Linked DNA regions of Homo sapiens: region 1 is linked to region 2. The links are chromatin contacts, found by Hi-C or POLR2A ChIA-PET in ENCODE. All regions are on one chromosome and are shown on one strand. The core of a region is the stretch at or near the end of the contact, and the rest is flanking DNA. Distances in the headings are between cores, read along the strand shown.

The links. A loop is a pair of places that touch in the nucleus more often than their neighbours do. ChIA-PET counts read pairs that join two places held with the same protein, here RNA polymerase II (POLR2A). Pooled maps may share reads with other maps.
Region 1: a loop to region 2 is called in a map of sigmoid colon, with 2.6 times the contacts of the local background. The contact joins two enhancer-like sites. A Hi-C loop is called at or near these places in 6 of 168 maps with a recorded cell type or tissue (HepG2, OCI-LY7, Ramos and 3 more), 3 of 37 single-sample maps with no recorded cell type and 9 of 50 pooled maps. POLR2A ChIA-PET finds 5 or more read pairs at or near these places in 1 of 52 experiments (A673).

Annotation. Positions count from the first base shown.
Region 1 is chr12:131,005,876-131,009,700 of GRCh38, forward strand. ADGRD1 (adhesion G protein-coupled receptor D1) reads left to right here. Exons shown (of 25, transcript NM_198827.5): 12 at 97-172. Among named protein-coding and RNA genes, the nearest start is that of ADGRD1-AS1, 14 kb to the left of the region's middle. Within about 2 kb of position 1,527, at least 6 of the 41 ENCODE cell types and tissues checked have a DNase peak (open chromatin) inside an H3K27ac peak, as active enhancers do.
Region 2 is chr12:130,919,445-130,923,562 of GRCh38, forward strand. No RefSeq gene overlaps it. Among named protein-coding and RNA genes, the nearest start is that of ADGRD1, 32 kb to the right of the region's middle. Within about 2 kb of position 1,440, at least 7 of the 41 ENCODE cell types and tissues checked have a DNase peak (open chromatin) inside an H3K27ac peak, as active enhancers do.

The sequences.
Region 1 (3,825 bases), core at 277-2,776, 87 kb after region 2:
GGGGCAGCACCATGCATGGCGGGGCGTGGGGCTTTGTGTTTTTCCTGCCTGTGGCCTGGAGCGCTGACAGCGCCTGCCCCTCTGCTCTCTCTGCAGCCTGGAGCACCGTCGTGGGTCTGCTGTACCACAGCATGCACTACTACCTGAACAACATCTGGCCCGCCCACACCAAGTGAGTCTCGGGGGTGCTCAGCTCAGGGGCGTGGGTGTGCGTGGGTTTGCTGGGTGGCTGGCCACAGGGATGCCCGCCCCACACGCACAACACTGAGAACTCTGGACACGAGTACCGGGCGCTTCACTGCTCGGGCAAGGAAACGTGAAGCGTTTTGAAGGCCACTTGGGAACTGCAAGGCTGGGGCCAGGCTGGTGGAGTGGAGGTCAGGAGCACGGGCCAGAAGACCCTACCCACCCGCCTGGACAGAACTGTGTGACCTTGGGCAAGGGACTTAACCTCTCTGAGCCTCAGTTTCCACTGCTGTGTAATGGAAGACAACAGACCTGTCTGTGTCAGTCATGGGCAAACACACAGATGGGCAAAGCCATTTCACATCAGCTTAAGTGGAAGGCCAGGAAACTGAGGGCTCAGGGGACTGAAAAGGGAGGAGCAGGTGGGCCTCAGTCATGGCTGGACCCGGGGACCCCGAGGACGCCGTCTAGACCTGCTCTGTCTGCCCCCTGCCTCTGCTGTCCTCCAGACAGGCCCCTCCATAGGAGCAGAGCTGGCTCCTGCAGCATCGCCTCATGTGGGTTTGGGTCCTGAGAACCCAGAAGGAGAGCAAGGAGGGTGGGGACCATGAGGGGGGCGGCGAGGCTGGGGAGGATGAGGGAAATGAGGAGGGAGGGGAGGGGATGCCTCTTTCCTGAGGAATGTAGTCCTAAATTTTGTGATCTGGAGGAAACACCGTCTTCTGCGTCAGATTTCTTGGGGAAAGCCTGCATGCTTACCGATTTCCTCCTAATGAAAGAAAGTGGGGGGCCTGCCACTCTTTATGTGTGATTTCCAAAATTCTTCAGGAAAATGGTCAAAGAAAAATGCAATCTATTTTCCTCAAAAAGATGCCATCTCAGTTATTTGGGGAGATCTTTCCAAGATAGTGAATGAAAAGGTGACCCTTCCTTGGCCCCTCCTGCTGAAGTTTCCACCAGGAAGCTGGCCTTGCTGTGAAATATATGAGACGTGCATTTGTGAGGTGTCGCTGTGTCTTGTGCGGCCACAGTGAGAACCTGCGTGGGAAAGCGGCATCCGTGCCACGGCCCACAACGTCACAAAGGCGGGAGGATTGCTTCCAGATGCAGGGTGCACACATTTCAGGGGCAATTCACTGTGACCACCAGAATCTGACTCCAGCCAGGTGTCAGCCAGCTCTTTCATGAAGGGCCAGCTTGTAAATCGGCTTGGCTTTCCAGAACTCTGCCCTCACAGGGTGAAGGCAGCCAGAGACACTACGTGGGGAAATGGGGGAGTGGCTGCCTTCCAATACAGCTTTATTTACAAAACCAGGCGGCCAGCCCAAGAGCTGCAGTTTGCAGATCTTTGCCAGACCCTCTATTAGATCAGCGCTGGCAGGGATGGGCAGAGGAGAGGCCGGCGGGGCCTGCTCTGGGGAGCCCACAGCCTTGCAGATGGAAGACAGTCTGTCTCGCCTGTCCCCAGGGCCTCAGCCTTCACTCTCCCTCTGCTGTCCTCACGGACCCAGGTGTCTGCAGACAGGACACTGGAGCCCCAGGATGCAGGCCACTGTGTCCCAGAACAATGCAGCTAACTCTGACGTCCCCCTGCAAACCGAGGGCCTGGAAATTGGACAGCCAAGTCATCCCTGGTTCGTCAGCATTGACACCAGCCCCACAACATGTTCCATGAGCAGCACATTTACGTGCTGAAGCCAAAGCAGAACTGGCTGTGCAGCGATGGAACATGTTTTTCATTTGCAGTGAAGTTGGATCTTCAGCTCAGGTGAAGCTCTCTTCAGCACTTAGTGCAAAGATGCCTTGTCATCAAAATTCACCTGGAAAAAAATCATGCAAACAGCTCATCCAGTAAAGTCTCTGTACTTGTTACATTGTACCTGTGTACCTTGTACCTGTAGCAGAAGAGGTGGACGGAAGTGGAGGGGACAAAGAGTTTGGTTCACAGGTGCCCTCCTTATCTGTGTGACCCTGGGCAAGTGACTTGAGCCTGGAGGCCTGTGTTCTCCTCTTAAAACAGGAGTAATAATAGCACTGATTTCTGAGGATTGCCAGGAGGACTGAATGAGTTAATGGTGTAAGTAGGGCTTGGTTTTCTTAAACATGACATACAAGTGCCTGCTTTTGTGATTTTGTAAGCTGATTGGGCATTTGTGCCATTTTGCCTTTGAGGTAATTATCAAATCCTGGGCACGATGAGAAGCAGGTTAGTGCAGCTGCCGTGCGGGCAGCACGTTTATGTGCGCACATATGCCGGGTTCCTGCCAGCCTGCAGGGGACTTCCCTCCGTCTTTGTCTTTGTATTGTGTGCTGTCATCCTCATACATCCGCAGTGTGTTGTGAGGATGAAAGGATGCTTTGGTGCCGTAGTGTCCTTTAATTTCTTCTCCAGGGATGAGGGTGAGGGTCTAAGTCAGTACGTGAGTCTCAGTGCACAAAGGGTGGGGCCTGGGCCGGAAGGAACTTTTGTCTCCACAGCCAGCCCCAGGCAGACCATTCCAGGGCTCCTGTGATGACGGAGGGGATGATATCTGACCACCCACGGCCCGGTGGGGGCTTAGCTGCTTCTTGCCCGGCTGCTTGTACCCCTAGGATCCTTTGAGTCTCACTCGCTGCCTGGCCCCGCAATGATGGAGACTGTTCAGCTTTTACGGGTGCTCGTGCTAGGCTCAGCCAGCACCGGGACAGCCGGTTCCTCCAGGTGGACGGGGCTGAGACTGGCCTGCTCCCAGTCCTCCTGTGAAGATGGAAGCCACAGCCCACAGAGGGAAGGGCCTCTCCCCAGGCTGTGAGGGACTCACGGGTGCTCGAGAAAGATGAGTGGGGAGGTGGACCCGGCTCAGCGTGTGTCCTTAGTCACTATAGAGTGACACGGAGCACCGATGGAACCAGTAGGTCACGGTTCTGCAGCCCTCAGTGCAGTAACTGACCCAGGCAGAAGCTATCAGTGGATGTGCACACCAGCGGGAGCAGGGTTGCGGGGCGGGGGACCTCACCGACCTGCAGAGTCCTAGCTGTACCAGGTCGGAGGGTGCCTGGTGATGGGGATGTCTGCCGCACGCCTGCAGCCAGGTGGCCACACTCAACATTATCAACGTGGGACACGTTGTGGGCCCGTGTCTCTTGCTGTCACGTCATGGGAGACGTCCATGCCTCCTGTGGCATACTCCTGTCAGATGCATGGCCTCACGCCCCTCACGAGGAAGCAGTCAGACACACCTGAACTAAGCGATGTTGTGTGCTGCTGTGGTTTCGATTGCAAGGGAGAAGAAGTTGGGCAGTTCCGGATTGGGGGAGACTAAAGAGGTTCGTGCCTGAGCTAATGCACATTCCTGGGTTGAGAGAAGTGGAGTTCTGGAGGACGTGTGTGATGGTGGGGGGTGTGTGCAGTTGACTCTGGACTGTGCATTAGAGCATCTTGTAGGGTCCTCGTTAAATTTCTGAGTGTGATCATTGTTTGATGGTTATATAGGAGGCAGTCTCCATTTTTAGGAGACACGTGGTAGAGATGGAGTATGCTGTGATGCCTGCAACACACCGCTAGTGCTTCAGCAGAAAGGAAATGTGCATGTGTGCGTGTATTTGTGTGTTGTGTGTGTGCACACAGGTGCATGTATGTGCTTGTGTGGTGTATGTGCG
Region 2 (4,118 bases), core at 190-2,689:
CCCCCAGGTTGAAGTCATATTTCCCCATGTTTAAATCATATTCCCTCATGTTGAAATCATATTTCCCCATGTTTAAATCATATTCCCTCATGCTGAAATCATATTCCATGATGAAATCATACTTCCCCATGTTTAAATCATATTTCCTCACATTGAAATCACATTCCCTCATGTTGAAATCATATTTCCCTATGTTTAAATCATATTTCCCCATGTTGAAATCATATTTCCCCATGTTGAAATCATATTTCCCCATGTTGAAATCATATTCCCCCATGTTGAAGTCATATTTCCCTATGTTGAAATCATATTCCTCCATGTTGAAGTCATATTTCTCCATGTTGAAATCATATTCCCCCATGTTGAAGTCATATTTCTCCATGTTGGAATCATATTCTCCCATGTTGAAATTGGAGCAGTTAATTGGGGTCACACTTTTATCATCTTGTCCTGGACTTTAGTTCCCAGGGGCAGACCAGGCAGTCATCAGAAACACAAACCTATTTAGAGAACTGCCTTCTTTCAATACACACCTGCCCTGATCATTTGGGTTGGAATATGGCTGCTTGTGGTGTTTTCTGCACTTTCAGCCTCCAAGTTGAGTCTTTGCGTGGCCGAGTGTCAGCACTTGCCACACATTTCCTCTTCCTGGGCAAACGACCTCACTCTCTGGGCATGTGGTTGAATGTCCTGGCCTCACCTCACAGTTAGATGTGGCCGATGGGATGTGAATAGAAGCCGTACGTGACACTTGCAGTCGTGACCCGCAAATATTTCCGCCACACGGCCAGCCATTCCCTTTCTCTGCTACTGGCTTGAGGTGACTAACAAGGCAGCTTCAATGGCCACACATTACAAACAGAGCCACGGATGGAAGGGACCATGGTCCCTGAGTCACCACGTGAAGGACACAGTTGCTGGCTACATGGAAGCACCCTTTGGACTTGTGAGAATGAGACAGAAACATCCATCACGTGTGAGCCATTCGGTGTTTGGGTTTGTTTGCTGCAGCAGCGGCCACAGCATTAGATTTTCATTCCGATCTAGGGACGCCACCGTAGGAGGAAAGTTAACAGATCCAGAAGTTGTGTGAACTGCCTGGTGAGCCCAGGCATTGGTGAGACCACAGCAGGGCTGAATGGAGGGAACAAAACTCTGTCCCCTGAGCATTCACTCTGGCCATCTCTCCTGTTCTTCTCTCTTCAGAGTGGAGGTCCATGTGCTCAGACAGAGGAGGCATTATCCTGACCTTTCTCCTCCCAGAATCAAGTTTTATCACTTACGCTCAGAAATCTGAGCTTGCTCTTGGAATTCAGCACTGGCTTCATGGATCCTTCTCTGCCAATGTGCATTTTATGGCCAACGAATGACCAGGACTGGTTGGTTGGATTGTCGTAAATTCACAAGACATGTTCATGGAGATCTTGCCAAGGGTGTGGCCACTTCAGCCATTGCATCAGAGCTAGTGGAGGGGAGATCGGGGTGGCCAGCTTGGCCGAGGATGTACGAAGTATGTGTAAACATTCTTTCTCCACTGATATCAAGTGTATTAGTCAGGGCTCTCGATTGCAAGCACTCTGACTTTCTTAGGCAAAAAGGGAATTTTTGAAAGGACGTCAGGGGTTCACAGCATCATTGTGGAGCTAGAGGGTCTATCTTGGAAAATGGAACCAACCAAGGGCACTTCAGAAGGCTGGACAGCAGGAATCACAGCTGAGGCCAGGATGCAGGTACAGACTGTTCATTGCTGCTGGAGATTCAAAGTGCCAGGGGAGAGGGCCATCTGCATAGAGCCTGAGTCACAGGCTTGCTCCCAGCTGTGCCAAGGCTGGTGTATTGGTCTGTTCTCACACTGCTGTAAAGAAATACCTGAGACAGGGTAATTTACAAAGAAGAGAGGTTTAATTGGCTCACAGCTCTGCAGGCTCTACAGGGAGCCTGGCAGCACCTGCTTCTGGGAAGGCCTCAGGGAGCTTTTACTCATGGAGGACGGCAAAGTGGGAGCAGAAGGAAGGGGGTCCATGCCACATACTTTTAAACAACCAGATCTCATGAGAACTCTATCATGAAAACTGCTCGGAGGAGATGGTGCTAAACTATTCAAGATAAGCCACCCCCACGATCCAATCACCTCCCACCAGGCCCCACCTCCAACACTGGGGATTACAATTCAACGTGAGATTTGGGCAGGGACACAGATCCAAACCGTATCAGTGTGAGATTTGGGCAGGGACACAGATCCAAACCATATCAGTCAGGAAAGGAAGGATTTTACCCACTTCAGCTTTCACAGTAGGTGTAAATGTTCCCTCCTACTCCATCCACATGCAAATTCCTCCAAACATTTCAGGGGCTTCAGCTGATACAAGTTCATTTTCTGTGTCAGAGTCTAATGCAGGTGTTCCTAGTGAGTGTACTCCCTTCCATGCAGTGACTCAGGGATCCAGGCTCTTCCAACCTGGGGCTCCATTTCAGAGTCCTCTGCCTTCAAGCAGAAAAGAAGGAGGGGAGTTACCTCCAGTGCATCTTAAATGCCCTGGCTTGGATAGAGCAGGGGAGGGGATGAATGATATGCTTTACTTTTGCTCATATTCCCATAACTCATTACAAGGCTAACATAATTATAAGGGATGATGGGAGAGACATAGAAGCAGAAGGACATTGGGTGGTGCCAACCACTTCTGCTATAAGCCTTTACAGGAAGAGAGGATGTTTGGTTTCTGGACAGATAAAAAAAGTAATTGATATCTGCTCCTAGGGCTAAATATATGTGGGGATGGGGAACCTGAGAATATGGTCCTTTCTTGAGCTTTGAGGAGAGAGGGATGGGTGCTAATATTTGTTGAATGGCTACTACGCATAGGAACTTTGCAGATGTAAGCTCACTCAGTCCTTAGGGGTGCTAATTTACCCTTTGGCGTAAATACTATTCTTTCCACTTTACGAATGAGAAAACTCAATTAACAGGCGGTGGAGGGATTTTTTTCAGCTAGGCAGTGACAGAGCTAGGATTCACACGTTCCATTCACCACCCAACCTTAAGGGTCGCTGGGCTGCAACCTTGACTTGAAATATAGTCTACTTTGCACTGGGAGGGTTTGGAATGAAACGCTACAATTTGGATCAAGATAAACCACAGGCAGTGAAAGCAAGCTGCAGGGGCCAGAGGCTGGAATTTCCCACAGACAGAATTTTGGGAAAAGCTGTACAGTTTGGAGGGGCCGGGTAGGGAGGAAGAAGGGAAGGGGGATAACCTCATCCAAGCGAGAGAAGTTATGGTCACCAAATATTTCTCTAATTACAAAAAAATAAGGGACTTAGGGATGCCAAAAAAATAAAGTACAAGTGTACTAGGCGTTGGCTTTTTTGGCAAAGCAGATTTGTCTGTAATCACTCTTAAAAAGATATAAAAGGAATTGCCTCACACAATGTGATCACTTAAGCCTGGCTTTTATCTGTTTCTTCAGAAACATTGCATTTTGAAGGAAACCATATTAGCTGGAGATGGTGAATTTGTCTGGTAATTGCTTTCTATTATAAATCTAAGTAACATTTAACACCACTAGGGAATGCAAAATTATCAAGCAAGCTGAAAGAAGAAAAAGTCTTCTTCTGAGTTGAAAGTTCTGTTTTCCTAGTTGAAAATAGATGTTTTAAGGTTCACAGAACACCATTTTGTATCATTAGCAAGATTATGGGGCAGCGCTTATAAAGTTCCAAAACTCCCTGCTGGTTAATAGATCTTAGAAAAAGCGTCTGAGGCAGATCCCTTGACCGGCAGCCATGGTCCACAGTATTCAGCTGTAATAACAATTATTTAAAAATGGGCGTGAGATGGGGGACAATCGTGATGCCTCTTCTGGCCTTAAACACCCGCGATAATCTTTGCTATGGTCCGAATGTTTGTTACTGCTCTCCCTGCAAATTCGTATGTTGAAACCTAGTGCCCCAGGTGATGGTATTAGGAGGTGGGGGCCTGTGCGAGGTGATGAGGCCACGAGGGTGAAGCCCTCAAGAAGGGGATTAGTGCTCTTATTAAAGGGGATCCAGAGAGCTGCCTCGCCCCTTCCGCCAGGTGAAAACACAGTGGGAAGGTGCCCTCGATGAACCAGGAAGGG